4 separate regions of the Homo sapiens genome follow, and regions 2, 3 and 4 are each linked to region 1. The links are chromatin loops, found by intact Hi-C in ENCODE. Cell type or tissue: A673. All regions are shown on one strand. Region 1 has its middle 40 kb from the start of BCAT1-AS1. Region 2 has its middle 510 kb from the start of LINC02955. Region 3 overlaps LINC02955 (long intergenic non-protein coding RNA 2955). Region 4 has its middle 63 kb from the start of SOX5.

What was found. Peaks named below come from ENCODE experiments on the same cell type or tissue, not always from the same donor. Only the 100,000 strongest peaks of a DNase experiment are listed, where the experiment ranks them.
Region 2: it touches region 1 in a loop (11-fold over the local background); 22 of 110 quality-filtered maps call a loop at or near these places.
Region 3: it touches region 1 in a loop (7-fold over the local background); 10 of 110 quality-filtered maps call a loop at or near these places.
Region 4: it touches region 1 in a loop (5-fold over the local background); 6 of 110 quality-filtered maps call a loop at or near these places.

The regions. Positions count from the first base shown.
Region 1 is chr12:24,775,768-24,783,767 of GRCh38, reverse strand. No RefSeq gene overlaps it. Among named protein-coding and RNA genes, the nearest start is that of BCAT1-AS1, 40 kb to the left of the region's middle. In A673, CTCF peaks have their summits at 2,544, 4,467 and 4,670 (motif pointing right); DNase peaks (open chromatin) are centred at 2,597 and 4,667; H3K4me3 peaks cover 315 bases; H3K27ac peaks cover 2,500 bases.
Region 2 is chr12:23,202,239-23,210,238 of GRCh38, reverse strand. No RefSeq gene overlaps it. Among named protein-coding and RNA genes, the nearest start is that of LINC02955, 510 kb to the right of the region's middle. In A673, a CTCF peak has its summit at 4,870 (motif pointing left); a DNase peak (open chromatin) is centred at 4,848.
Region 3 is chr12:22,852,293-22,860,292 of GRCh38, reverse strand. All of the region lies in intron 1 of LINC02955 (long intergenic non-protein coding RNA 2955), which reads right to left. Among named protein-coding and RNA genes, the nearest start is that of LINC02955, 160 kb to the right of the region's middle. In A673, a CTCF peak has its summit at 4,014 (motif pointing left); a DNase peak (open chromatin) is centred at 4,022.
Region 4 is chr12:24,009,047-24,017,046 of GRCh38, reverse strand. It overlaps a transcript of SOX5 not described here. Among named protein-coding and RNA genes, the nearest start is that of SOX5, 63 kb to the right of the region's middle. RefSeq lists a silencer at 4,178-4,472. In A673, a CTCF peak has its summit at 4,348 (motif pointing left); a DNase peak (open chromatin) is centred at 4,316.

The DNA of each region.
Region 1 (8,000 bases):
GAAGTTGTATCATCACTTCTGCCCACATTCTGTCACCCAGAATACAGCCCCATGATCATCTCTAACAGGGGAAATGTAGCCCAGTGGTGTGTCCATGAGGGAGGGGAAACAGACTTTGCTGAATATCAGCAGTTTCTGTCGTAGGTTATTTTTTGCTATTATAAACAATGCTGAGATGAACACCATTTTTAAAATTTATTTCTTTTTTTAATTTAAATTCTGGAATACATGTGCAGAACGTGCAGGTTTGTTACACAGGTATACGTGTGCCATGGTGGTTTGCTGCACCTATTGACCAGTCCTCTAGGTTCCCTCCCCTCACCACCCCCACCCCCCAACAGGCCTTGGCGTGTGATGTTCCCCTCTCTGTGTCCATGTGTTCTCTATGTTCAGCTCCCACTTATGAATGATAACATGCAGTGTTTGGCTTTCTGTTCCTGTGTTAGTTTGCTGAGGATGATGGCTTCCAGCTTCATCCATAGTTCCTGCAAAGGACATTATCTCATTTCTTTTTATGGCTGTGTAGTATTCCATGGAACACCACTTTATTTCAATCTTTGTTCACATCATTAAACTTTTACTTATTTAAAGCGAAAAATTTGGGTCCAAGACTTGCTTTAAGACATATGTTAGCATTTTAATACTGCCCTTCTGAAAACTTGGATTAATTTTTTTCTGCCACCAACATTATGTAATAGTGACTACTTCCACATATCCTTATCGACAAGCATGTTCTTGCAGAATCCTAGTCAATTAGATATGAACATTAGTTTCTTCAACTGCAAAATAATATCTATGATACAGGGATAGTGTTGCTATCAAGTTATGTGGTTGTGAACGTGACTTATACATTATATTTGTATACATTTTTGTTTTGATTTTGAGAGGGAAGTTTGGATAGACCAGGAAGAGCTGATATTCATCTTCAAGTCCTTTCAAAAACTCAGTACCTTTATTTTGTTACCAAATTTGAAAAATTATAAAAACAGGCTTCTATTTTCCAAAATGTCCTCTCTTCTCATTCCTCAGTGAGAAACATCAAACACATCACAAAGTGACAAACTATTCTCTACAGATTTCTTCTCCTCCAGAAAATTTAAGGTGATGGGCATAGGTTACAGATAATTGAAGACTAAGAGCAATGTTGTCAACCAAGAGCTGCCTCTATTTTTAGTTGTCACAAGCATCTCCTGGTCAGGAGAGGAAATGATTTTAACATGGAGCAAGTTGTTGGGTATTTCTTTAACAACTGTCCTTTTCCTCTTCTAGATTAATCATGAAGCGCTAATGGCATCCTGAGAGCCCAGCAGCTCATGTATCTGTGTTACTGTTACAAATGCAATAAAACTGGATGCTGAGATGAGGACTTAGCCTCAAAATTATCTATCACTGACATACAAATGGCATGACTGTAGAAAAAAAATAGGAATAATCACAGAGTATTTCAGTGTTGAAAGGAAGGTGAGAAAGTTATCTATATGTTCCCAAAGACATTCAAAGCTGAACCCTTCAGTAAAACAGACATTAAAGGTTAGAAAATAATAACATTTATTGAATGCATGAATATGTATAGATGTGTGTATGGGCACGTGTGTGTGTGTGTGTGAACATGCACACTGCTGACCAGGTTGAAGGGTGGGGCAGGGCGAGGGGCAGAGGTTGAGTGTTGGAAGAAATAAGGACTGACTCATCACCTAAAGAATATTGAATTTAGTAGGGAGATTCTTAAGAAATGGTCATTTTAAGAATACTTACCTAATATGTATTAGTGAGAGAAAATTAACAAATTGTAGTATAAGTTCATAAGCACTAAAATAGCAAATCTTCTCTGTCTCCAACATAATGATAATCTACCACAGCCAACATACTGACTCCACCAAAAGTCAAGAGATTAAATTTTGTATATTTAGATATGGTTTTTAATTAGTGCTCTCTCGTATCCTGTGGTAGGCAGAATAATGGCCTCCCAAAAGATGTCTGTGTCTTAATTTCTGGAACCTGTGAATATGTCACATGATGTGGACAAAGGAACTTTGCAGATATCATTAAGATTAAGGACCTTGAGATGAGGAGATTAACCTGGATAGGTTGTATGGATGGACTCAACCTAATCACCTGAATCTTCTCCTTAAGAGCAGAGAAACATTCCCAGCTGAGGTTAGAATCAGTGGGCAATGTGACTATGGATGAATGGTTCAAGAGATGCAATATGGCTGGCTTTGAAGATGAAGGAAGATGGCTATAAGCCAAGGAATATTGGTGGCCTCTCAAAGCTGTGTCTTCCGTAGACTAAAAATGGCAAGGAAACAGATTCTCCCCTAAGTGCCCTGCTGACACCTTAATTTTAGCGCAGTGAGACCCATTGCAGACTTCTAACCTATAAGCAATATTGAGAACCCAAAGATAATACATTTGCATTGTTTAAGTTCGTGATACTTCGTTACAGCAGCAGTAGAAAACTAATGCAAACCCTCTCTGAAAGTCCTACCTGGGGAAGGACTTTCCCCTTTATTTACCATACAGTTGTTTTGTTCATGAACAATAGATGGTGCTAGGCATCCATGTTTCTAGTGTTGTCAGCCAGATCCTCTAATTTAACATAATTAAGACCATATGACAACAGTTGAAACATTTATTCATGAGTCTATAAATCACATTGTTACAGATTCTGAAAAACTGCATCAGAATAGTGATGAATGCAAGATGTTGGAGATTTGCTTGCTATAACTTAACAGTAACTACTTATTTAAAACCCAAAGAACAATGAAACCTATTTTCTCTTTGCTACATTGAATCATTTACCTCTCTTAAAAATGTTAAAATATAAACATCAACTCTCCTTCAAAACACTGAATGCCCCGAAGCAGCACAGAGTATGAAAGTGAATTGGAGGTCAGAAACTACAGGGAAAAAAATGTCTGCAATAGAAGTAATGCTGCTGTTGTTTGTTTTTTCATCTGTTGTGCGGTGCAACACTTAAGCAGCAAAAGATGACATTCTTTTTTTCTTGCAAATTATTCATTATATGTTTTCTTTAATTAATGTCGACTTTCAACAAATGCAACTTTGTGTTTTGTTCCTAGTGGACAAGGTTATATCTATTTGACTATTTTTTGAATAGTATAAAACATGTGTATATGTAGATTTTTATATTTGGTTGTTATAACTCTTAAAAGCATGATCTGTGCTGTGGTATTATGATGATTATTTAGAGACAGGGTCTTGCTCTGTCACCCAGGCTGGAGTACAGAGGTGCAATCAATCATAGCTCACTGAAACCCCAAACTCCTGGGCTCAAGTCATCTTCCAGCCTCAGCCTCCTGAGTAGCTGAGGTGTATACCAACATAATGGGTTAATTTAATTTTTTTTTTTTTTTTTTTTGTAGAGACAGGGTTTCACTATATTGCCTGGGCCTGTGATGAACACCTGGCCTCAAGAGATCCTCCTGCCTCAGCCTCCAAAAGCTCTGTGATTACAGGTGTGAGCCACCATGCCCAGCAATAATTTTTTTTTTTTGCCTCTGTTCTGTACTAAATTCTCTTACTCTAATTTAATAAAACAAGTGATTGATATCTTCAGTGTGATGATTCGTGTTGTATAATGCAGCATTTTGATACTCAAGCAAACCCATTATATTAAGAGGAAAAGATGGTGCCTTCTGGGCATGTAGGGAGCAATGTGTTTGGAGAGATTTAGAAACACTTGATGATCTCAATATCAGCTCAATCACTGTTTTCATTCCTTTTTCAAAAACAGTACATTAAATATACTTATTTTCTGAATAAAAGCAAACACAGCCCTGAAGGATGAATATCTTTCAACTGAAAGTGAAGGCACGCAAATACATACCCACTCAGAAAAACCACAAACTCATGGGAACTGAACATTTAATGCTCTGAAATTCTAAGACCACAGACTAGAAATATAGATAATGACAGGACTATCAAGGGGACGAAACATAATGTCAAGAAGACATCTCACTTCCGTCTAGGTAAGTGACTTCTTAATCTCTTCTAAGCACAGTTCAAGACTTTTCCTGAAAGCCTCCTCCACCACTCAAGGGCCAGTCCAGGAAGACATCGCTCCTCTACAGGTAAAAAGAAGGAATCACGGGAAAGACAATATATTTGCACAGTGACTACCCCAAATCACTGTTTATTCTGAGCACAACTGTTTTCTACTTGGGCTCTTAATTTAGTGAAATTAATGTTCAAAGAGACTAAATCATGTGACTAAAAAGAAATACAAGTCATTAAGGGCCACACACACATGAAGAAAGATATGCTTTAAAAATTACAATTAATTTGTAAAATCTACTTAAGGAAAGGAGAAACCAAAGCTGTGATTTCCTATTGAAGAATCAGGGAACTGGCAACAGTTTTAATTTTCAGCAGCGTCATAAAACAGGAGAGCATTTTATTGTAAATCCAATGTTGTGGGCAAAATGTTTCCACAAGCAAATATTAGAAATTTATAGAAATTATTTACGTTGTATTTGTGCGCTTCATAGGAGCAGCGTGAGGAATTATGTGTGATGAGTGGTAAAAGTGAAGTAGGGTGGGAGGGGGTAGGGGTGCAGAGATAAGATGGCCAATGGATGAGGCTGGTATCTAAGGGCTTATAAGAGATCAGTTTCATTTAAAACTGACTCAAATGACCACCAGAGGGACTCCAAAGTTCACTCATTGATTCTATACTTCAGGCAAGAACTGTTTTAGAAGATTCATACATGGTGTACTCATACACCATGCTAAATAGTTAAAATATAGATAAAACACAGCAATAGGTGTTAACCATTAATTCAGGGAAAGAAACTCAGTTGCTTAAAATTGAGAGCTTTCAAAGATCAATAGTGAGGGTAAGAAAAAACCCCAATAATCATCAATGAGAGATTTGTTAAATAGCTAAATTTGGTCTGTGTTCCCTGCTAACGATCTAAGACACTGTTAGGCAGGCAGGGTTTTATTTCTCTGGATTTTCAGTGTCTCTGTTCTGCCAGAAGATGTTGCTCCAATATAGCTAGGCTTTGGAGGACAAAGTAATGTGGCATGAAATGTGGGCAGACTGGGTAAAAATGTAAACTGTGCAAGTGTGTAGAATTAAGGCACAAAGATATCCATTATATGGGGAAAAGAGGGCCTTACTGTAGTATGTGTCCTCACTATAAATAGTTTAGCAAAATGTAAACATGAAATATTTCCCCAGTGATATTTGCAGCCACATAAACAGTAGCCCTACTTTTCTTTTCATTAAATCTCATTTCTTAATAAAGGGACTTCTGTAGGGTAAAATCTGGGCAAAACTGAATGATCTGTAACTTTTTTATAACCAAGTATAGTATACATAGAATAAAAACTGGAATTTAAAATCAGCAGTTTTCTTTTTTCTTTTCTTTCTTTCCTTTTTTACAAACACAGCTTTGCTTTAATGTATAAAATCCCATATGTTATAGAAACAACCACAGTGGGTACATTAAGGAAGACAAACTAACAAAGGATTAAGGAAAATGGAATACAGTTCTCTTTTCCATAGAAGTAGGGTTTCTTCTGATATTAGCAAGCAAAATTCAAACTGAATACTTCTTTTAAAAATCTTATGTATAGTCATTCAAAATTTTAAACCTGATTATTAAAAAGAATGTCTTTTAACTGAGTTAAAATGCGATTTCACTCACACTTAATCCAGAATATATTAATTTTACTTTCAAAATTCAGACCAGGGCAACTATTTTTTTAATGAAGATGTTTACACCACAGCAAGCAAAATAAATCAAGCATTTTCAATATAGGACTGCAGCTTACCCCGAGTGAGCTCAGCAAAGGTAAACAAACCAAGATATACTAAGACTTAGAGATAATCCAGTCTCCTTTTAGATACTAGGTCTCAACCTTCCTCCTCTTCATTTTTTTAGAAAAATAAAATTGGTAAAAATGAATCAATGGAATTTGTGAATGCCCTTTCCAGTTAGTTTTGCCAAGTTTACACTTACTTTGAAATTTTGGCCCAGGCATGATTTTGTCTAGAAAGTTTTCTCTGACTCCTAGGAAAAGAGACACTGAAAACAGAACAGAAACCCTGAAAATCTATAGAAATAAAACACTGCCTGCCTAACAGTGCGACACCCCATTGGTATTATAGAGTACTCTGTACCTGTTTCCGCCGTAGCATTTATTCTACGATAAACAGGGCCATGTCTTATTTGTCTAATGCTTGGCACCAGGCCTGCAAGGTAGACAGATGTTGACTAAATGTTCGTATGACTGAGCTAAAATGAAATTAATGAAGACTCAAAAAATAGGTCAATTAGTTCTTTGGCAATCAGTTTTCGGTTTCCTTCAATCGCCGATTGTAACAACCTTTGCAGAGCTTTGTAGAAAATCAAGACTCCTGCTTGTTAAAACAAAGCAAACCAAACTCTGCAGGGACAGACCTGATTAAGGAAGGCTGCCCCTAGTTGTGTTTGAATATTGTGTTGGGAATCAAATAGCTGCAGAAGAGGTCAGCGGGATTGTGCCTAGGGTTTGGAAGATGAAAAGGGAGAAAGTATCAGGGCTAATAACCAGATTTAAAAGCTCTGTGAGTTCCATGGGAAAAAAAAAAAAAAAACTTTGGAAGAGTGTGAAACACAGTCTGAGAATACATTTATTTTATTCTGTCTTAGATATGTGACTGACAGGACATATGGCGAAATACTTAATACTTGAACTCAGTTCAAGAATGTTAGGCAAAACAAAAAAAAAAAGGAAGAAAAAAGAAAAACCACATAAAATTGCCCTAATAGGTTTTGATTGTAGAACTGAAAAAAGTAATTACAAGACTTCAGTACAGTAACCTTTCAGGTCCAACTCAGAGATGTAATTTATTGTTTTAAACGTTTTACTTTCTCATTTTTTTCATTTTTCTAAGGAGAATTATTTTTTCCTCTATTGAAGCTCTATACAATCAGCCTTATTTCTGTCATCAACTCTGATATGTAAAGAAAAATTCTTGATCGATCCAGAGAAAATTCTGGTCCAATGATTAAGTCACAAAGCATTTTAAAAAGAAATGTTTGTGTTTATTTCATAAGTAACCATTTTCTATTTTATATGAAGGAGTTAAAAACTAGTGTATAATCTCATGACAGCTTTCATTGATCCAAAAAGAAACTCAATAACAGATTTGATTCTGTTTGGGAAGGAGTAAATTGCTTATTTTAAGGTTATTTCCTAACTATTTCTAGGCCCTTAAATTGTAGTGAACCAATAATCTGAACGATAAGCAAGCAATATTTCCTCAACATGGAGACTGGATCCTTAAACTAAGATAGCAGCCAGTGGAGTTGCCTTTTCCGTAGGGGAGAGATGTTAATAAATGGCTAAGTCTATGCAATACGTCGTGAAAGGGAGTTTTACACTTCGTATCTTTATTTAAGGGAAAACTTTTTCGTAATTAAGATTGTGATGTGATCTGGTAGAAAATTTTACACACTAATTAGATTAAGTGAAAAGCATGCAAATCTGTGTTAACTTTATGTTAAATATGCACAGACTATTCATTCAACAAATACATATTGAATGCCTGCTATGCGCCATGCATGTTCCAGGTACACTTGTCCCTCGGTGATATGGTTTGGCTGTGTCCTCACCCAAATCTCATGTTGAATTGTAGCCCCCATAATTCCCACGTGTTGTGGGAGGGACCCAGTGGGAGATAATTGAATCATGGAGCTGGTTTGCCCCATACTGTTCTCATGATAGTGAATCAGTCTCATGAGATCTGATGTTTTTATAAGGGGTTTTTCCCCATTCCCTTGGGTCTCATTCTCTCTCTTACCTGCCACCATGTAAGACGTGCCTTTCGTCTTCTGCCATGATTGTGAGGCCTCCCCAGCCATGTGGAACTGTGAGTCAGTTAAACCTCTTTTTCTTTATAAATCACCCAGTCTTGGGTGTGTCTTTATCAGCGGCATGAAAACGGACTAATACGCTTGGTATCTGTTGATTAGTTCCAGAACCTC
Region 2 (8,000 bases), 1.6 Mb after region 1:
ATTTTAACACAATGCGACAGAAGTATATCTAAGACCCATAGCAGTAGAGAAGAGGAAGACTGGGAGAAAGCTGGGGTGGGAGAGGAGCTGTGCTGGGGAACAAACAAGGCAGGGGTTAACAAGGAGCAGTAATCCCAAGGAAATTGTGAAGTTCTCCCTGAGGCAAAGTGGGAGAGGTGGCCCAGAGATGTTGTCCTCCTTACTCATCTTATAAATTGTGCTGACAGCACACCAGCACTTTTTAACTGAGCAACACAAACACACATCCAGTCAAAAACTGAGTCATTTGGCATTCACAACATGTTTATGTGCCAAAACATGCCTGACCAGCATTACTCTTTTGCACACCAAAATATAATGTATATTCGCTCTAAGAAGCAATAAAGAGCGGTAAAGTTTTTTTTTTCTTCTTCTCCTTCTCCTTCTCTTTCTTCTTTCAATGGCAGCACTCTGGCTCCTCACCCAACACTCTGTGCAATTTATATGTGGGAAAGATTGGAAAGGTCATGTGACATCAGTCTGGCCCACACGTTGCAAGGGGAATCTGCTGGCAAATTGCAGACTGTTGATCCTGCAAAACTAATTGAGATGGGAACACTCTCCTGTGAGAAGATGTCCTTTTGTTTTTACAATGCCATTTAGGGGTATGACACGAATATCCCAAAGTACACATTTAGGAAAGTGAATTTGAAATTCAATAGAGAAGAAGAGGGAGAAACAGGTAGAGGAAAGGGAAAGACAGCATGCCATTTCTCGAGATGTGACTCTTAGCACCTTTTTTCCCTTCCCAGGAAGTACTGAGTATTGATAACAATTGTGAAGACTGTGAGGTCTTTCAGTATTTTGGAGAATATTTCACAAAGCAAATTTTAGTCATGTAAAATGGGTAAACAGGGTATGAAATGTATTAACACATTTGGCGAATTCTGCAAATATATTTTTACACAATTAGCTTAATTATTTAGATACATATTAAACCTTGCTTGCCTCGAGCAATTTAACATGGAATATAATTTCACATATTATCACAAGAAAAACACATTTATAGAAAATCTGTGTCTCTCCTTTCCTGATCACACTTCCACTTATCATTATTTGAGATATAAATAGATAGTTTACATTTCAGGGATGATGAACACTGTAGATTTCCAGAGAAACTGTCTCCTAACCCAGTGAACAAGCGGCCCCCTGAATTTTGGTCTGTTCATTTGTTGCACTGAAATAGACCTTGTTACCACTCCATCAGTGATATAACAATATCCAAAACAGGGTATCATATCTCATTCAGAAATGAAAAGATTTGTTTTAATTTATTTTGGAGGGATGTTAAAGTGAAGAGCAGACAGAACTAATTCAAAAAAGAATTGCAAAGGAGGCGGGGATAATTGTAGTTCTGCATATGTGCGTGATTTTAAGGCAGTAGTCATTACTTCTACTTTGAAAATCCTGCTCCATAGCCATTGTTTATTGTCATTGCATTCATATTTTCAATGAACTGTGTGTAGTAGAACTTCCTGAAGGTGCAAATTATTTTCGGAAGTCCCTTGTTTCAGTCATCTTCCCAACAGAAAAAAAAAAGAGAGTATTAATGATAGAAATACTTGATGTGTGCATGGTGATTAAAAGATTTTTAAAGAGCTTCCACATACATTATTTTATTATGAAACAGCTTGATGATCTAGGCAGTGTTTAGTATTGGCAATTTGCATTTGGAAAAACTCCATTTTACAAAGGGAGAAAATAAATCATAGAAATAACTTGCCATAGTCACTTCAACTGTGACCACACAGACAGAAGTATTTTTATCTAATATGTTTTTGGCATTTTACTATATGACAAGCAATAGCATTTTGAAGCAAAGGGGAATACACACACACACACACACACACACACACACACACACATCTTCCAAAAATTATCTTTAAAATTCCCAGTTATGTAGATTTGATCTCCAAAGCAATCACTTTTTTTTCCATATTATGTAATTTAAGAGCTTCTGGGGGTGGTAAAACAAGGAAGTTCTCTGAGGATAGGGATGGCCAAAGGGAACAGCAGCATGGTGGCCTCCCAAGCTGAGGCCACTGTGAATCTAAACAGCAGCCTGGTAGCCTTAAAAGGTTTCATTTGGGGGTAGAAGCCAATCGCACAGGTAGAAAGACCCCTTGACTCCATTTGTGTTACTTTTCATTTAGAACCAAACTAAATGGGATGAGAACAATGTCTCTGCAGTGACTCTGGGTATGCAGCTAGCAATGACTCAAGGAGTCAAAGCAGGACTCTGTTAGATAATAGAGAATCTGAAAGAGGCTTGGAGCCGTCAGGATGAAGAAATTTACCTCACAGACTTGTTCTCAGCCCAGGTTGGCGTTCATGTCAGTTTAAATCCTTTTTCACTCAATAGCTGAGCCTTGAGAAGGGGCTTTAGCTGCCAATCTGACTGAGAGTTGACATCTCAATTAGAAAAGCTTCTGTTCGGTGATGATCCAGGAGTGGAGGAAAGAGGAAGCCAACGACCTTCAGACACCCAGAAAAGGCGAGCCCAGTGCTCCAGGGAGGACGAATCATTGCAGCCAACCCTTAACATTCTCGTTTCTAATGCACTCATTTCCTACAAACCTGAGAACCCATGACTTGAGGTCTTTGTAAAATTGTTAAAGCCCAATTTTAAGTCTTGCTTATTTGGAGGAAAAAGTTCCTTAGTCAGTAAATGAGCCTTGCTGACAACCCAGGAGCCACCTTTCACTATGGTTTAGTTTCTCTCTCCTCCTCACCCAGGGATAGTATCTCAGAGGAAGAATTAGAAAAAAAAAAAATCTCTCTTTGTGAAAAATGACACGTGTGTGTGTGTGTGTGTGTGTGTGTGTGTGTGTGTGTTGGGGGTGGGTGGGGGCGTGGAGGTAGAGCCTGTAATGCTCTAGATATTCTATTTGCTCTCTTGCAGTTAGGTGGGGTCATGTGACTGATCCAGTGGAATGTGTGTGTAGAAATATGTCACTTCTGGCTGCAGCATGAAAAGCTTCAGGTGGGATTCTCAGTTCCCTTCCCCTGCAATGGCAGCTGAGGAAGGCCTGTGTTTCAGAGGTACATCTACAGGATGGTTAAACCTCCGTCAGGCTGGTTCCCTGAATGACCACGTGGAGCTGAGCCTCTTACTAACTCACACTGAATATGTCCCATAAGGGGGAATAAGTCTATGCAGTGTTAAATCGCTATGATTTTAACACTGTTACCTCAGCGTACCCTTGACTTTCTTAGCTAACACAACAGGAGAGCTAAAACGTCAGTAAGATTCTTAAAGCAATTAAATTTTGTAATGAAGACCCATTTTTATTAGGAGCCTATAAAAATACATCTATAGTAGCGGATTTGAGGTTTGGCCTTTTCTGTTGCTGCTCCTGATGTAAAGTACTCAGCAATGAAGAGACAAGCTGAAATGATATGTTCATTAGCAGTGCCTTCTGGGAGACTCACAACATCTGATTGGTTGCCAAGTTTGGTATTTTAATTACTCAACATATCAGAAATCTGTCCCTTCTTTCCAATTCTACTAGCATTGGGTTAAAGTCACCTTGCCTTGTTGAGGCAGTGGCACTCACTCTGGCTACCCTCTAATCCACGGGCCTCATTTCAGCCCAAGTTCTCTTCACTCATCTCTCAGAACTCATTCAAAAGTTCCCATTGCACTCCAAATACAGTGCAAAATACTGAATATGGTCCCAAAGGCCCTATGTAATCAGATGATAGGAATGAGAGGCAGGAAGATCGTCCCATTTAACCTACCCCAAGGTCCCAAATGGACTCGTAGGGCAAATTTGTCTGCAGTTTAGCTGGCTGTTGGAGGACTTAACTCTAGGTTCAAAACAGAATGTTTGGCAAAGAGCTATTTGGTATCTACCAATACCTATTTCCAAAACCGAGGATGGGGGAAGTAGGAGGAGATAAAGACATGGTTGTGACAAAATGGATTAGCATTAATTTAGGTCTCATGCCTCCAAAAACTTTAGCCATTTTCTCAAAGTAATTTTCCAACAACTCATTTGGATCTTGTAACTTCCGTCTTTTAAGACTGTCTGCTAGTCCTTCTGTATCATTTGAGGCTTTGCGTGACGTAGCCCAGGCATTCCTCTTGTTCCCCTAAATGCACCACGGTCGTTCACAACTTCAAGCCTTTATATGTGCATTTGGGGTATGGGGAACTAGAAGACTACTTCTCCCTATTTATTTTCTACTACCTTCATCACTTCCAAGGCCCAACTCCAATGTTACCTTCTTGTGAACATTTCCCTAACTCCCAGAGTTAATCGAGCTCTCACGGTAACCAGTTACTAGTTCAGCACCAGAATTGACCATGTTGTGTTATCATTGACAGCATTATCCCTTTGTCATATCATTATCATCATGTGTTACATCATATCATATTATATCATTTTATGTTTCTCTTTTCCTAGACTGTAAGCTGCATGAAGATAGAAACTCCATATTGTCTAGCTCAGTATCTTTCTCTCTTCCTCAAACCCACAGATCAGTTCTAACATTGAATACACATCATAAACTCTCAGAAGAAAATGCTCCTTCACCTACCTTCCTTTTGGAGATTGTTAGAAGAGAAAGTATAACCTATTGATATATATATATTTTTTTCCTTTTTCTTTTAACTGTTATCCTGAATGATTACAACACAAAGCATATTAATAGACGTCACTTACAAATGACTTATTCCTAGAAAAAAATAATCTGATTACTTCACTCAAGGTGCTGTTTCTGGGGTTCTCCAAGATCCTTGAATGCCAGGAAGAGTCCAAGGACAAAGTGCTGCTGGGTACCAATCTGAGCAATAAAAATGGTGCATCTGCCATCTAGTGGTCATCACGTGTAAATGCACCTGGACTTGAGCAAAAGAAGTCTCAAGGGACATCCCATAGTGAACAGAAAGTAAAACTAATACCTGTAAAACTAATGCTAATAAAAGTAATAAATACCTGTGAACATGGATGGGCCTCCTACTGTGTTCTAGACACTGTGTTAAGGGTTTGATACGGACTATATTATTTCATATTCAAGACAATCATGTGAAGTACACCCTATCTTTATACCCATTTTAGAGATAAAAAGTTTGAGGCACTGGAAAGTTAAGGCTTCTGATCCAGCTAGCCTGACATCAGAACCCACATCCTTAAAAACTGAATTATAATATGTGGTGGTCAACTGAGCTGAACTCTTCAAGAACATCAATTTCTGTGTTAAAAGATGTAGTAATTATTAAAATGTGTTTACAATTTTAGAGTTGGAAAAATATGTTCACAATGTCTTATACCTTTACAACAGCTCCATTATCAGTATCCTTATGTTACAGATGGAGGAACTCTCTTAAGATAAATGAAATAATTGTTTAAAGTCTCCAAGCCAGTAATTGATAGATCAAGTGGATTCAAACTTGAGTTTTAATCTAAACTCCATATTGTATCTGCTACATTACTTTTCACATATAGTGATTGAAAAATATTACAAAATGTTTTCATAAGCTTTTTTTATTTAAATACATTTTTATTATTCAAGTGTTCGGTGCTCCAGTCTCCTGAAGGCTAAGTAAATCTGGGGCTTGAAGAAGAGCCGGGGACTAGCAAAGCACAAACAGCACTGAGTCACAAATTCTCTTATCTCCCCTCTGCTGTGCTAAGCCCCCTATCTGCCAGAACACTCCATCTCACCACAAATCGAACAACCAGCACCAGATTCCAGACCCAAAGAGCAGCCTCTCGCTCTCTCAGCTTGGCTCACTTATCCAGTTTAAAATATGATGTTTTAGTTTTCTTGAGAACCACCAAATCACTGATTACCACTTCTTCCCAATGTTCCAATCCTCTTTGAAAATCTACTTACACAATGGTATGGTCAGTCAGTGAAGAAGCTGAGTAGCTCCTGTGCCTATTGATGCTCAGATCAGGACACTATGTCACTTTAGAACACAAATCTCAGCTTCTAGTTATAGGATCTGTTCTTTCCCTTCATTGAAATGCTTTCTCTGTTCATTTTGGCCACACTTCACTTTCCCATCCATTGTCTTTTCAATACATCTTATTCCTTCTTTAAAATATTTATTAAGATCCAATTATGGAGTCCCTAACCTCAGGAAGGTTGCAATCTAGTAGAATGATATATAAAAATGAAATTAATAGACAATGCCAGGTGCATTGACACTCACCTATAACCCCAGCTACTCAAGAGACTGAGGCAGGAAGATCGCTTGAGCTGAAGTGCTCAAGACCAGCCTGAGGAACATAACGAAATCCCCATCTCTAAAAATTAATTAATTAATAGACAAGATAATTATAGATTGTGCTAAGTCACAAGAAGGAAATAAACAGCTGATGTGATGAAGAGTTAATAGTGCAGGGAAGAACCTGTATTTCTGGGCATTTGAGCTGAAACCTGAATGCATAAAGAGGAAGGGAAGTAGGGTGAAGCACAACAAGTGGGATTGGCTCCTTGAGCCCAGCTCAGATTTACTTTGTAGTCCATGAGAACACATCCTTACAAAGATTTACACATCCCTGACCCTTGGGTTTTGTGCATCATGCTTCCATGTAAGCTCCTTAAACCCCTATTTTCTAAGTTCTTCCTATTTACTCCTCTCTTGACAGCCTCAGTGTGGTGGGGATAGATTAAGAGGAAAGCAGCAGGCAGATTTTTGTGGTGAGAGAAAGGAAACAGAAAGGGGGCAAAAATATCTGAAAAAACGATTGTGGATAGACAATGGATATGAATATAGATGGCTCAGGGCAGATATGAGTTCTATGATCACAATAATGGGAAGTAAAATGCTCCAGAGAATAAGAATTTTGAATGATAAAAAACTTGCTGTTCTCTTAGCACATGGGTGACTTTAAATTACTTGCATTTTGTGACATCAGATGAGAATTAAACTTTTAAATATTTTGTTGCCCACAGATATCATCCTTCATCACAGCAGTGACAAGTGTGTGGGTTGTTCTTTGGTGAGGTGCATAGAGTCTCAATTATCATCCCTTGATAGAGAATGGATTATGTGGAGAAGGATTCAAAGTGTCTCTGTAAAATAATTGTCTTAGTCAGTAATTTTGCGCTCTGTGTGTTTTCCAGTTTCTTTCTAATCCCGCTCAAGAGATACAAACAAACATTTTTAAAAGACCAAAATATACTCATTTTTCTTTATTCTTCTTAGGCTAGCAGAGTCAGAAAATCCTTCACAGAAGAGACAAGCTAGATTATATTCAACCTCACGCACCATCAACACAGTTGTCAGCCATGTAGCATGTTCATTACAGTGACGGTAGAAGAAGCAAAGTGAACACAGCTGGATCTTCAGATCCCAGGTCGAGTCTGCAGGGCTGGCTGTTAGAAACATCATCTTTTCATTTATACACTGAGAAAATTTGATCTGGAAGTCATTGAGGGAGAATATGGAAGCCCCATGATGTCACTCTTATTGAGTGACTTTTCTATTTCTGAGCTTTGGTTCAACACAACTGGCAATATAAGCAAAATGATTATTAAAATAATATTTATAGACATACAATTACATAAGTTGGGAATTTTATAGCAGATATATTTCTTTCAGATAATTTATACTTCTGACACTTTTTTCAAAATAATTAATTCCACACTTAAAAAATGTTATATATTCTTTCCTCTTCATTACCACCAAAAAAACCTCAATGTTTTTCTTTTATGGAAAACCACTGTAGCTAAGCAAAACTCATCATGAAATAAATGAAATTATTACTTATAATAACAGCAGTAAAAACAATTACTTTAGTTGTTTGTCTTTTATGGATCTTTGGTTAAGGATTGAATTTTATTGTGTTTGTTTTTAAATGCCATATTTAGAATTATTTTGTTTGAGATCTTAAACAAGTGGACCTTTGTTTCTGTTCCAGAAGTTATTGAAAAGCAAGCCAAAGTATTCCATATGCTTCTTTTTTACTTAACTACTTAATTAAACCATTCTACTGAAAAAAAAG
Region 3 (8,000 bases), 1.9 Mb after region 1:
GAGGATCACTTGAGCCTGGGAAGTTGAGGCTGCAGTGAGCTATGATCGTGCCACTGCACTTCAGCCCAGGTGACAGAGAGAGACCCCATCTCAAAAAACAAAACACAGATTCCTGAGATCCACCTCCAGAGTTTCTTACTTAGTGAGTTTGGGTGTGGTCTGAGTGCTTACATTTCTAAAGAGCTCCCAGCCCATACCTGCTACAAGTCCACAGACCACACTTTGAGAAGCACTGTTCTAGGCTCCCACTTTCTTAATGTTCTTCTTGCAATGTGTCCTTTGCTGGGTTTTCCTTTTCCTCATGACATCTGACTTGGCATGCACTAAGGCTCCACACCTGTTCTCCCTTTCCTCCCAAGTTATCTCACTCAGTCCCATGACACTATGTGATATCACTAAACCGATAAAACCTGATTTTGTCCCTAAATTCATGATTGTATATTTACAGTCATCCCTCGTCTGCAGACAATACCTTCCAAGACCCCCAGTGGATACCTGAAACCAGTGCCAAACCCTGCATATACTACATTTTTTCCTATATGTACAATAAAGTTTAATTTATAAATTAGGCACAATAAGAGATTAATGACAATAATTAATAAAATAGAACAATTACAACAATATACTGTAAGAGAAGTTATGTGAATATGGTCTCTCTATCTCTCAAAATATCTTATTGTACTGTGCTGTGGATAACTGGAACCACAAAAAGTAAAACCGTGGATAATGGAGGACTACTGTACTTGCCTCTCAATATCTCCTGATTCTTCCTTAAACTCCCAAAACTGATCCTCTCCAGTGTTCCCCAACTCAGCAAATAGCACGAGCACTTAGGAAGTTGCTCAGGCCAAATCCTTAGTCATCCTTAACTCCTCCCTTCTTCTCATCCCCTCCAACCCATCAGCAAGTCTTGTTGGCTCTCCTTCAAAATATAGCCAGAATCTGGCCGTGTCTCCCTAGCTACACTGGCAAAGCCACCATTATCTCTTGCCTGGATTATTGTAATCATTTCCCAGATGAGCTCCTGATTAGTTCCCTTATCTCCCACCTCGCTACCTTTACAGAGCAAACAGCAGTTCTTTAAGGTGTAAGTCAGTTCTCTTCACTTGTCTCCGTTAAGCCCTCTCCAGATAACTTAGAACAAACAGCTGGAGTTCTTACGCTATCTCATAAAGGTCTACGTCATCTGACCACGTTCCCTCGTACTTTTCCCACCTCATATGGCAGAAGTTTCCCCTCACTCACACGCTCTAACCACACTCACCTCTCTGTTCTTCTTTTCCCACACCAAGCCTGTCCCTGCCACAGGGCTTTACACATGCTGTTTCCTCTGCCTGAAATCCTCCTTCCCTGGTTAGCTACAGGGGCCAGCTTAATCCCTTTTTCCAGGTTTCTGCTCAGATGCCTACCAAAGGTGCTTCTCTCTAAATGAGCACACAACCCAAATCTGTATGCTCTTTCAGAGAAAGCCCCTTATGGTAGACATCTGAGAACCCCATTCTCTAACCCTCTTGACCTGTTTCACCTTTGTTGCCTCAGCACATCTCACCCCTGATGACTTATTTTATATGTATTTGTTCATTGTCTGCCTCCCTTCACCAGAATGCGTGCTCCAGGGAAGGAAGAAACTTTTTTTCTCTCCACTTCTATATTCCCAGTGCAAGAAATAGTACCCGGCCTGTTGCAGGAGCTTGATATATATTCAGTGACTAAATAAATAAACTGATTGAAAAATGAACATTTCAGTTCGTCAAAAGAATTATTTTTTTTCCTCTCTAGATTTGATCAGTTATTTTATTTAGCCTTAGTCACTTTTAGATGCAACATTTTTACAGTATTTACTTCAAGGGAATTATATGGATAATTTGCATGAGTAAAAATTATCCAAAATACTAGTCACACAAGTTTTCAACAAAATTCTAAAAGACTATTTTACTCCATCCCCATTTCACCACACCCAATTTTTGCTTGAGCCCATGGTCCCCAGAAGCATTAGCCTGAGAAACAGTCTTTTCGAGTTACCCTCGGCACAGAAAAAGCTGCTGAGTCTATGGATCAAATTGATTGGCCACAGGTGGTCACAATGTTGGACAAAGAATGTACATTTTTAAACACTGGTAACTGCATAGAGTAATACTGCCTGTTTGAAATGCCACTGCAGCTGATTAATGCAGCTCAAGAGTTCTCGCTGTTGATAAATAGAAGAGATGGTGAAAGTCTGAGAGTTAGGTAAAGGAACCAGTATTAAAATAGCTTTGGAAAAATACACGGCAATACACAGCTACCATTCATCCCTTGCAGTGAAGAACTGTATCAGGGCTCAAAGTGACTCCTCTCACTAACTTTCCACCCCACTCCATTTAGTTTAACTGGATTTAGGTTTAAATGCTTTATACTCTGAATTCGACTGTCTTTGAGCTTTTTAAAGAGTAATGACATTGATAGTCGAACCTATGGACCATGTTGCATGTTTTCTCATGTTATTTGTTGGACTGAAGCTTGCAATGAAAAGCAACTATTAAAAAAATAAATGTGTGTGGAGATTAGAGTCCACATTTTGAAATGTCAGTAAATACAGTATTTATATGACAGATCATAATGACTTGTAAAAGGCAGCCATATGTGTATCAAGCTCTCAGTCTTCCTAATGTTTTTTTCTTAAAAAGAATATTTTATTTTTAAATCTGAAGAACACGACACTAAATGAATACTATCTTCCAATTTTTTTGAGGAATTCAGAGTATGATCAGAGGTCCTCAGCCCATGGACTTATCCTTTTCAAAGAGAAACTGGGGAGACATGTCCAGCTTGTGCACTCCTGGCATATCACAACATTTAGAGCAATAGATTTTAAAAAAGGAAATCAAGGATAGAACATTAGAGTCAGCTCCTCAGTCTTTAATGTACTGTTTCACTACTTAACCGTGCCTAAAGGTAGTCTGCTGGTGTACTTTTACAAATAGCACCATTAACAGAATTTTACATGCTTAGGTCACTTTACTTTGATCCCAAAGAAGTCTTAAAACATTGTACAAACAACAGACTGGAGGCTACATCCCTGAAAGCCACTTCTGGGGAGGAGAGGTGGTCCCTGACATAGCAACAGAACATGCGGGACAGTTTCAAACAAAGAACAAAGGCAAACGAGGGTCCTTCTGAAAACCGCCAAGGATGTTAAGTGTTTTCAGAGAGTGAAATCAAATACAACAGCATAAGGCCAGTGGAGAATTTTTCTAGGAGATAGAACCTTTGCTTAAAGTGATTAAGTACTTACTGGTCATCATAGACCTCCAAATTTCACATTCCCATATACATAAACTGAATCTCCAAATGCACTGAAATTATATCTCAGGCATAAGCTTTCTTTTGTTCTCATGCCAGTTTGTAAGAGATCTTTACATGAACAAAAGCTTCTGTCTTTACAATAACCATCTTTCTTTAGAAAAGGCATGCAATATACTTTTGGGATGCCAAATCGCACAATAGAGAAAACCAAATAATTCCAGTGAGGTTTGATGAGCCCTCAGAAAATCCTACAACAATTCTAGTCACCTGTCAATCAGGAAGTAGCTCATAAAGAATTGTGTGGCATTGCTACGGTCTATTACCTGTGATATTCCTTTTGGTTCACTTGAGATTTTTTTAAAAATACATAATGAATGCATTCAATAATTGTTTGAATTGCTGCTGTGCATCTGTCATAAATGGTTTATGGATAACCATCAATTGGTTCTGCTCATCAGTCTAACAAGTTCAATGTACTACTCAGAGCAAAGGATGACTATTTATTTAACAGCTCTTGGCAGGAAAATTTGTTGCATGCCACAACTTTACAAAGAACATTAAAATCAATGACAATTTATAAACCAAAGGCTGGGAATTATGCTTTGGATTCCCATAATTCATCAGAATAAAGCTGTCAGATACCTTTTATTATAAATTAATAGCATGTTGTCTAAGAGCACCATGGCACAGATGTTTTGCCAGTTCAGTACTGACATCTAGTGGACAATAAAAAATATTTCCCCATCTTTTCTTAACTCGATTTTCCTTCTTTCCCAAAAGATGTTTGTTGTTGCTTCATTAGTCAGATTTTTGTCGTGCAAGAAAATATATTTGAGTTGAAGTTTTGTGTATTTGTATTTGAGCCAACAAATATGTCACAGGTTTGAACTTTTACTAATAAACATTGGCAACGTGTGCTTAACGTAATTCAAAAACTACTCAGCTAGCCACACCTTTTTTTAAAAAAAAAAATCTTCTTCTATATTTTAAATATATTAGTACTTGTTATATTTGGGGACTTAATTTTTTCCAAATCTTTACTACTAAATCAACTATACTATATTAAAGTAACAAACTTTTAACTCTAATATTCTCATAAAGAAATAGAAATATAGTTCCAAGATAAGCATTTACTTAGCCTGCATTCGATTAAAATCTAGGATCAATTTACTTTTTGTGAACTTGTATCTTCAATTTGATGCAACTTATGAATAACCAATATAGTGCAAAGAAATGACTTACTTAAATGCATCGTTTGTGATCTTGCTTTCTTAAACAGTACTTTCAGGCTGATCTACACAATAGCATTCCATGGTCATTAACACATTCAAAAGCTGAGAAACATCCTACTGTGCACTGGCAACCTCTCAGGCACATGGTCTTGGCAAGAGTCCCACCCTGGAACATGCTAGGATTTTTTAATGCTCCAAGTAACGGACAAATCTGAGGCTTTCCAAGCTTTCCAGAATATCACCTGATCTGAACTCATGCTGGATATGATTTTCTAGGGAGCTAAGGAGGCTAAGATGTGCATTCTTTTCAGAGTCTTTTGGTATTTAGAGTACCTGAAAGTGAAGCAAGGAGAAATGAAACTAGAGTTTATGATGTACCTGCTCTTGTATCTGGCACTGTGATCGGCACTTTACATGAGAAATTAATAGAGTACAGGTCAGGGATGAAAATTAGCGTTCCAATTTTATACACCTTAAAAGGAACATGAATACACGCTCTAGTGCTGGCATCAAGCTGAAATTTCTAGGAGACAGAATGGTATCTCTTTATAACTTGATTGTTACTAGAAGACAACTGGAGAAACTCACCTAAAATCATAATCTGCACCATTCCACTCTACCAAACTATAAAATGGTGAGAATGGTATTTGAAACCACCTTGCAAATTTTGTGAAATTCTATATACTCTATTTTAGGCTACTTTGAAAGCCGTGCATTACAATTATTTCAGAAGACCTATGTGATTATTATGAAGGTGAATAAACAGAACATAATATCCTCCCATGATAAAGAGAAAGCAACTCTTTATAGTTCTTTATATGAAAGGGGGGTGAACCTGCTCAAAGCATAAACCCACAATTTTTATACAATAATATGAAAAGAACTGTTTCAAAGTTTTCATGGTTTTCTCATGTAACAAACTCTACAATCCTAGTCCCTACCTCCAAATTATTATTGGAACATCTTTCTCAATAAGCTTTTCCAAGTCATTAAAATAAAGACAATGCATGAATAAGGACAACTGAATAGCATTTCATCAACTAACATGGCTTCTCAATGGGTAGTTTTTTACATTACTAAAAGACAAATTAGGCTGCCTTCTGCTATCATAAATAACCAGTTCTTTTAATAAAAGAACTATTATCATACATTAGTCTTTGGCCAACATTTCCTTATTTTTAAAATAATTTTAACTCTCTAGTTATTCCAAATCCTATTTTCATCTTAGCTATTGACCTACTCAAACTATCTCTCAGGAACATTTGAAAGATCCTCATTGATGGAGAAATCCCTAAATGCTTAAGTACACCTGCCACAGTCAGACCTGGAGGCTAGAATATGAAAGCACTGGACCATGTATCAAATACAGGTCGAGAAGCTCAGGGTGGATTTTTTAAGTGAAGAAGAAAAAGCTTAAGTTGAACTAAAGAAGAAAGAAAGAGAAGAAAGAAGAAAGAAAGAAAGAAAAAGGAAGGAAGGAGAGAAAGAAAGAGGGAGGAAGGAAGGAAGGAGAAAGAAAGAATGAAAGAAAGAAACAAAGAAAGAAAGAAAGAGGGAGGGAGAGAGGAAGGAAGGAAGGAAGGAAGAAAGAAAGAAAGAAAGAAAAGAAAGAAAGAAAGAAAGAAAGAAAGAAAGAAAGAAAGAAAGAAAGAAAGAAGAAAGAAAACAAACCACTTATTTGGAAAGCATAACAATAAAAAGGGACCTATAGGTCTTGAAGGAAAGATCATGAGCAAGAGACTCAAAGCTGAACCCTAATCCCAGGACAAGTCACTCACTGTCCTTTTCTATACCCGCTGCTGTTCAGGCAAGTCAGGACCAAAAACATAGCAGGAAAACCGTAGACCCGCATGGGCACCTCCTCCTGATCCACACAGGATAAAGTTCTTAGTCATAACAAGTTTTGTTAAAGCCTTCTCCCCATTCCTATTATTTTAGGTTGTGATTGAAGTAGATAGAATCATCATGCATTAGATCTGGAAGGGACCTCAAAGAACACTAGTCTAACCTCAATCGCAGACAAAAAAAAAAAAGCCTCAGAAAGATTAGGGGTGTTGGAGGCCAGTAACATGACAACTGAGTTCCATAATGCTGTGGGGTATGGGGCTACCAGGGTTGAGACCGTAGGAAGCCATCAAGTCCAGAAGGACTCAGGCCAAAGGGATAAGTTAGGGCTAGGAATAAAGACTGGACGATAGCCACAGGGAAGTGTGACGACAGACAGGGAAGGCCTGTCCCAGAAGTATGTGGTCAGGCAGAGGTGAGATCCCTGAATAAGGAAAGCATCCAGGAGCAAGGACTCATCCAGGCACCAAATTCCAGACCAGACTTTATTTCAGAATTCAAATAGCATGTGAGAAGTCAAGGTAGGCAGCACAAAAATAAGGACAGCAGAGCAAGGCAGATGGATAAGAACCCAGAGATCCACAAAAGGAAAAAATACATTCAAGCACACAATCAAAGCAAGACTTAGCCCCACTTCCTGCTACCTGAAAAGCACTTCAGAAAACAAAGGTAACTCCGACCCAGGCTGAGAGATTTTATAAAGTTCTATGGAAATAGGATTCAATCCCAGCCCAGCTGAATTGGCAGGTGTGGGTGGTAATTGGAGGACCTGGACAAGGCGATGAGTACAGTACATAGGTATTAAATGACTAGAATGTCAGGAGGGCAGATGCTAACAGAGCCCAGCTTAGTCTAATATACTATAAGTATTGGAAACCTCAAATTAATAAGGTGTGCAATTTATACATACACACAAGTTTGTGTTTGCACACACATGCGAAAACTACAACTTGATAATCTGGGAACATTTCATGTTCAGTTCTTCTTATTTCCTCTCCCTTCAACTTTCAGTCATTTTATTGCTTGTTAATAGTCTTTCCACCACCAATCCCCAGTGCACTTTAAAATTATTTTCCTGGGTAAAATCACATCTTCTATTTATTTTTCAACTTTGTTTATAAAAATGTCTAATTTAAGGTGTCATTTGCTGAAGAGCCAGGGTACATATTTATTTAATAAATGTTTATGCTTTTTTGAGTCTGTCTTAGTACTCTGTGTCCAACGGGGGACTCCAGAAAAGCACGTGTGGTGCATTCAAATCAGTCTGTGATCCAGCTGAGAATTTTGAATCTAAAGATTGAAATTTTACCTGACCACATCAGACACCATCTTTTTACTGAATATTAAAAAATTGAGTAAACTTCTAATTAAATGGGTTAGTTTAAATGATGAAAAACAAAATTAAACTTGTAGGGATTTTTAACTGAATGATTTCAGGTTAATTAGTGATTAGCAGCAGAAAGGAAACTGTGTGGTTTATTAAAAAATGTATTTAATCAATGATTTATAGTTAATTAACTTCACTTAAATCTCTCCTTCAATCTGTCACAAATATTTCTATCTTTGAATTTCTTAATAAAAAGACAAACTATTATTTGGAGAAATGGGTGGAGGTGGGGAGACAATTGAGAACTCCAA
Region 4 (8,000 bases), 770 kb after region 1:
GTCAGTTAATAGTTTTAACACATTCCTTTTTATTATTTCCACCGACTATATTACATTGAGTCACTCAGTGAATTCTTTGGATGAGAATATTTCTTGTAAGGTTTACATAAAACTGAAAAGTAAAGTGGTTTTGGTGAGTAGATATCATTTTACAGTAAACATCAAATCTACGGAAAATCTAGAAGCAGAGACACAGATAACTATGACCACACTAATCCTTGGTTTTCAGCACGGTGTCACAGCCTTTTGCTCTCTTTCTCTGTTGGCTGAGATTCAATTAAAAAAAAAAATCTTTGGAAAAGGTTGGTAGTCCTATGCAAGTCAATATATTGTGGCCACATTTCCAAAAGGCGGACGCCAAACTCTTTGGGGTTGTGATATACCCAGATGGTCTCCCATTTTTTTGCGTTTCTGCAAATGTTATTAGCAAATACAACAATTTTTCCTCCAAAGTCATTAGAGCCCATTTGGCACCTTCTCTAATCTGTCCTACTTGTTACCTTTTAATTACTCTGTGAGGGGATCTAGTTGTCTTGTTGTTGTTGAGGGCCAAATGACCAAGGGGTTAATGCTTTTTCTGTCCCTGGCCAATTGGTTTTTAGTCAGTAGTTATTTATGGTTAAGTCCTGGGACCATTAGTTCTCAAGTATGTGCAGCTGTACTCTTCACAATTACTCGTCCATAAGCAAATGTGGACTTACTTTTTGTGTATGGTTGTTTTTTTTCCCGATTGGTTAGACAATCTGTTGTCATTTATGAATGATTCTTGTTGATGCAAAACATGGCATTGGATTCTGTTTTATTATTTGGATTCCATGTTTCATAGGGTGCTGTAATCTTGATTCAGACAAGGCACGAGGGTAGGTACCTCCTGTCACTAGTGACAAATTGCTCCTGTGTAGCAAAATGTGAAATCTTGCCCACCGCATGTTAGCTGCACCATTCTCCCGAAATCAGCATAGGTGCTGATGATCCTCATTGTGAAATCACTGACTGGTTGGCCTTGGCCTTTCTTCCTCATGCTCTGTTCTTTTGGACATAAGGTAGAGATTACTATTAATGGTTCTTTCAGTTCCTAGGAGCTCCTCCCTCTGTGCTGTCTTACTGTGATTTTTTTTTTTTTTCTGCCCCCATTGAATAGTAGTCTTTGATGTCACACAAGAGAATACTGTTGGCTAACAGTCTGGAGGCTGCTTCATTTGAGCTAACCACCACATGAAAACAAATGTGATCCATCATATTTCATTAACTAGCTGTCCTCCTTTTGGGCGCCCTTTTTTGATGTCAGAGTTGCATCCTGACAGGAATCAGAAAGATACGTGTGATTAAGAACAGTAATAATGCTTATTGCATTGTATTGTAAATTACCTTCCTGGGCCCTGCTACTTTATCAGCCCCACTGGCATTGGCTCCCGTACATTTTTGACTACTCAGTATATACAGTGTATTAGCGCAATGGAGATCATTATGTGGCCTGTATTTGAGTCATTTTTATTTAAGATGCCAAACAATAAGCTGTTGATTGGGGGAACAAGAGGCGAACAATAATGTTCTGTGTCACATAATACACCACCATTTTCCAGCTTTGCTTTAGAAGGGCCCTCTTTATTGTTTTTGTATAAAAATGGTTCTTAGGAGGAGGAATATTTTGCTGAGGTATGTCATTATTTTGCAAATTTCTATTATCTCATCATGTTGTCTTCATTGTAAATTGCAGCTAATTAGGAACCTAGTTAGAGCCCCAGCTTTGAGGCTGGCTTTTTTGTGAAAAGAGCCCACCGATTACCGCACTACAAGAGAGGAAGGGAGAGAAAAAGGAGATTAATCTGGTTACCTAGGCGACACTCGCTTCCATCTGCGAGGAACAATACATTTTTGTTTCCTTGGCTCAGTTCAGATCTGTTTTGTTTAGAGGGGGAAAAAAGGGAGAGAGAGAAAGAGAGAGAGAGAGACAGAAAGAGAAAGAGAGAGAGAGGGAAAGAGAGAACCTAGCTCCACAACAATGATGAATTCTGCCTAGCCCAGGCTTATGTGCTTGATTCCTCTGCAAGTTAGAGGTCTCTGGGGAGTGAGAAGATGAAAGAGATAAGCTCCAAAGTTGTCAAAGGTCATGACCTTGCCACACAAAGCCAGCAGTTTTACCTCTAAATCCCCTTCTCCCAAAAAGCACTTAATGAAATAATATACTGTGCTTCTCAACACCCTGTAGTCTGTAGTCTATATTAGGAACAAGGCCCCCAGATTGTGAATTTAAGGAGTCATTTAAAATTTCATACTAAATAATCAGTGATTATAAGAAGCTACTTATGGGTCCAGTTTTTGTCTCTGCAACTTAGACTTTTCTACTCTTTTTTCCAAGTGACTTTCCCAAAACCTACCATTTTATTGTAACACACAATGTTTAAGGTATGAGTTGACTTTTCAGTGGATGAAACAAACCTATTGAATCCACTCAAGATCAAGGCTTATTAACTACTCAATTCAAGTTGCATTTGTTGTACATCAAACTTTTAAGTCTTTAGAAGAGTGGCCATTTCGTTCAGACATGTGTGGTGCTGCCAGGCTGTTTGCTGCCTTATACATAGTCACCAGAGAAAGGGCTGAGGATGGAGCAGGAACTGAAAGAGGCTAAAAGGCTCAGAAATCTCAGGGCTTCTTTAGGCAGGTTGGCTAAACCCACAGCCTCTGATGAGCATAATGCTTTCTCCCTCATATTCTCACAGGTTGGTATGCCGTCATGCATAATGAGTAGTTATCCAGGAAGGTTATATGTGATGACATACGGTTAAAGGAGGCGCTAAGAGAGGAATGTTGGCTTATCTGAGCTTTCCAGTCATAGAGTGCATTGATTAAACAAGAGCAACTAGCTTATTTTAAAATGCCCTGTGGAATCCATGCTTCATCTCCTCATCAGTTCTGTTTCCGAAATCCATTGCTAATAAAAGGAAAGTAAATCTTTTCATAAAAACTACAAGTCACGAAGGGTTCTCAGGTTCCTGTACACTAATAGACTAATAGACACTTCTCTTCAAATGGTATTACCCATCTCTCTCTTCTTATTTGCAAATGGGAAGAAGATACCAGCTCAAGTTGATTCTGTGTTTATCACTCATCTAGCCATCTAGAACAGCTGTACTTTGTCTTATTTCCACAATACCCTTTGGGCAGCTCCAAATGGGGCATCTCATGTGAAATAGGATGTATAAATGGTCTTAGAAATCTATGAAAACCATTTAAACTACAGCATTCTAATTTGTTCTAATATTTACTATATTTTATGGATAAAAATAATAAGCCTTACTTTATATCTCAAACTTCAGCCTTAAAAATGGTCTTCTATTTGTTAAGCTCTGAAGGAAATCAGATTAGTTTTGCAATTTTCCCATGAGTCCCTCAAATAAGACCAGATACAAATTAGTTCACTATAGCAGACCCTCCGCAAGGGTCTTCTCCAAGTATCTTTTTACTGTGTAAAGGACAAATCACCAAATTTCACATTGTTATTAAAAACTAGAGCTTCTTTTTGAAGCTTGGGAAACCAGGTTACTCTTGGCAATGGCACAGATTAAATATGCAGATACGTTTTAGAAATTCTCTTTTTAAATAAACAAATGAAATGGTCTCTTCTTATCTCTGAATGAACATTTTTCATTAAAATTATTAAGCTGTCTTAGGTTTTGAGGGGACATGTTCTCAATACCTCTTTTTTATTATGAAGAAAGTAAGTTTCGTAAATATACAGGGAAGTAGTTATAGCAGTTAAGTCAACACTGTTCAGACTAGCCTTCTTTACAGAAAGTATTGGAGCTCTAATGTGCACTTATTAAGAGGGCACCATTGTATTTTTTCTCATCTGTCTGCAGAGTCAGTCCATACAATTCCTGCTCTAAGCTTGACTAGAGACACATACAGAAACTCATCTCTTTATAAAGGCTTTGAATGATAATATGCTGTGAAGGTAGGGAAATAAAATGTGAAGATGATTTCGTATGTGCAGAAACTTTTTTTGTTCATGTTGGATAAGACACAATTTTTGAACCACAAATGTATTAATCTTTCATGGGAATGAAGTGATCACCAAATGAGATGGCAATAGCTACTTATCAATATGATTTATCAATAGTTCCTATTGCTTCTACTGAATAGATTTAGGGTGCTTCTACTGAATAGATTTAGGAAGTGTTTGGTAGTTCTCCATTGCGCTAGTGATGTCTCTTGTCTTCAACACTGATTTACCCCTGTTCACCCAAGACCTTAGGTATCAACCTCTTAGGATGTAACCTCTAATATTCTGCCCTAAAACAGTGGTTAAAAATGGATGTAGAGGAAAGAGTGCCACCTGCTGATTTCTCATCCTAAAGCAATTCTGATTTCCTTGGAGGTTTGTCAGACAAGATCTAGCAGTACCTGGTAGTATTTATTAAGCCATAGGTGACAAGTACAAAGCCTAGATTTGTAGGCTACAGTTTTGTAATCATGGAGTTATGAGGATGAGTCAGAGATATTCAAAGATTGATCACAAAATGTTTTCCTTCACTTTAAAATTATCTACTGTGAATTATGGGTTTGAAAAAAAATTCAAATCCATCATTTCATCAGCTTTTTACATCTCATTGAAAATTGTAGACAGTAGGACTTCCGTGTCATATGAAATTTCCATGTCCTGAATGTCTTCTGGACTCTTTCCAGTGTGGAAAAATATGTCTGATGTAAGTTACCTTTGTGATGTTGACTTGGAAACTGCCCTCATGAACAAGACTTTTCTTCATTCTGTCTTGCCAAGGGAACATACTTCATTCTAGTTGCCTGTGTTACTATGGAAAGAAGTTGCTTAAAGTAAAAATAAACAACCACTTGTCCGCTAAATAACCCATTTGCAAATTAAGATTCTAGACATTTACCATTTCTGTTTTTTTTCTGCTGAAGTCAGCAATTTGATGAAATTTTGTAAGTTTTTGAAGAATTATTAGTATGCAATTACAAAAAGTTAGCAAAAGTGATCTGTGGCTAAAGAACGCATGGACCTCTAACTGTTGAATAAAATTTGAAGTCCTGGGAAAAATGTTCACCTGAGTGTGATTCTAACATCAGATATCTCAGTTTAACCTTTTCTTTTTTTTCTACACTTGTATCAAAGATTAATAGGAGAAAATAATATTTTCTCTTGTTAGTCAATTGGCAGAGGAAATGTTCCATGTTAATACTCATTCGTTTAGGAAGACTCCTAGTATAAGTGTCATTTTAAAAGTTGACCAAGATAATAAATAAACTGCAATAGGGGATAAGTTTCACTTCAGATACATTACTTTACTATCCTTAATTGTTACTTTAGAATGGTCGCCGTTAACCTGTGTCTCCAGTGTTAAGGTGATTTTAACTCCAGTCAACTCAAGCCTGAATCAGGTTGTAGGCACAGCAAGAAGAATGAGCAACAAGAGGTTTTTACCACAAAGGAATAACTTGAGAAATGGGCCAGAACTGCTAATATCTCTTCCTACTCTACAAAATAAAAGTTGTTAACAAAAAATATGGAATCTTCTTCTTTTGGGAAAGTAAAAAGAAAGAATAGATGCAAAGAAGGGAGAGAATTAGGAAAGAAAATATATAAGGAAAATTTTAGTCACAATGGGCTCATCTACAATTTTGGTAAAATAAAACGTATTTCCCAATCCTGAAAAAATAGGAGATGATTATCAAGTCATTGATATGAATCACCATGGTGGCCACTTCTATTTAGGTAAAGTAAATTTGAGTGTGTGTGTATGAGTGTGTATGCATGTGCGCATGTGAATTATTTGTAAGACAAGGAACATTGTTTTCTATTTTTTTTAATTTGATTAATTGTAGATAATCTGCAAATAAGCAATTCTGCCTATATGTAAGTAGCCCTGCTGTATTACAAGCAATTTTCTAAATAGGCTACTTCAGTTTATTGCTGTATCATTGTCATGATTTCCCCTTTATTAGAAAATAAATATTTCCAATATGTACTTCTTAAAACAAAAATAGTGTTTAGCAATTATGTTGTCATTTGGGATTTAGTCCACTGGTCTCTTTGGCATCTAAACCCTATTAATATTTCAGAATATTATTCTTTTTTTTTTTTTGGAAATGGAGCATGGCTCTGTCACCCAGGCTGGAGAGCAGTGGCATGATCTCGGCTCACTGCAGCGTCTGCCTCCCAGGTTCAAGCAATTCTTGGGCCTCAGCCTCTTGAATAGCTGGGACTACAGGCATGTGCCACTACACCGGGCTAATTTTTTTTTGTATTTTTAGTAGAGATGGGGTTTTGCCATGTTGGCCAAGCTGGTCATGAGCCCCTGACCGCAAGTGATTCACCTGCCTTGGCCTTCCAAAGTGCTGGGATTACAGGCATGAGCCACAGCACCCGGCCTAGAATATTATTCAAATTTTTAAAGAAAGATTCTCCAAGAAATGCACAGCACTTGGTAGCAATGGCAATTTTTTAATAAGGTGTAAATTATCTTTCTTCCTTGGCCCTGGATTATGATTGTGTTCCTTTGGTTTAGCCTCTTGTATGTGCAATTTAGGCAAAGCAACTGCTACCTCCTATTTCTGTTTCTACCTATATAACATTTTTCTTACGGGGATCAGATTTCTCAGGATGCAATCCAATGTGTTATTGCTAGTTACTTCCTTTTCAAATTTCTTTCCTCCATACACACATATTCATTCATCTTACACATATTTATTATCTTTGTATGCCAGACATAATCCTAGAGATGCACCTTGGGGTATGTGAGGAAACAAAACCAACACAGATCCTTGCCCCTGTGGAACTATATTCTAGTAGCAAGAAAGGTCAAAAATTAATAAGCTTATCTTGACTCTGAAAACGTTGACAAATCTATTGATAAATGGAAAAGTTTCTGGCACATTGTAGTTATTCAGTACATTTTCTTGTTTTGAGAAATTGTTTTATTGCTAAGAAACACATGAAAATTGTTATATTTCTACTGATGGAAACTGAATCCAAAGCTTGGACTAGATTTGGGTGATTGAATGAAGATAAGAAAATACCAGCTAATGGGAACACGCTAGGTACTGGAAGATATCTTCTTTGCAAGAGGCCAAGACTGACAATATAATTCCAGCAAGAAATCTCTACTTTGTTCATTGTCCCTCCTTAAATTTTTCAAAATTTGTATCTTAGTAGGTTTTTATAGTTTCAATTTCTGGGGGAGGGTATTAGGGATGGGTGGGAACCCAATACCATTTTGACCAAGCACAGATTTAAACATATTCTTAAATAATGTGACCTGATATCTCTGTTTGTAAAATTTAATCATAAAAATATTCTTGACTAAATACCACAGGCCATCTGTAAGCTTCCATTTTCTTTTTGGCTTTCATAAAATAATGAATGTTTCAAGCCAAAGGCATTAGAAATACTCTGATCTTTTTAACCTCTTCTTGTAATTTGATAAACCCTTGAAAATCTGCTGAAATAGAGCCTGTCACTCCAAAATTTAATATATATATACATAAGATTCTGCTCTAAATTTGAGGTAATTTGTAGAACCCATGAATCTCTTCAGTGGCTCTCAGATCTGATCTAAGTGTAGTCTACTCTGTTCATTTTACACCTGAAAATATAGGATGCAAATAAGTTTTGATTATATAAGACCACACAAGCAGTGAATGGGAGCCTAAGAATCAAAAAGTCTAATTCCTACCTAGTCTGAATTCTTTCCACACAATACCCAATTCTGTTTATCTATAGCTACATTAAAAACCAACCCAACACTCAGAGGCTTAAACAAACAATTTATTATTCTTTTCTGCTCCCGATGTTTGATTGGGTTTAACTGGATGGGTCTCACGTGGAATCTCTTATGTAGTTGTAGTCAGATCACAGCAGGGCTGAAATCATCTGAAGGCATGGCTGGGCTGGATATCCAAGATAGCTTCTTCGCTTATATGGCTGACATGTCTGCTGGGATGGCTGTAATAGCTGTAAGCTTGGTATTTTTCTTTTC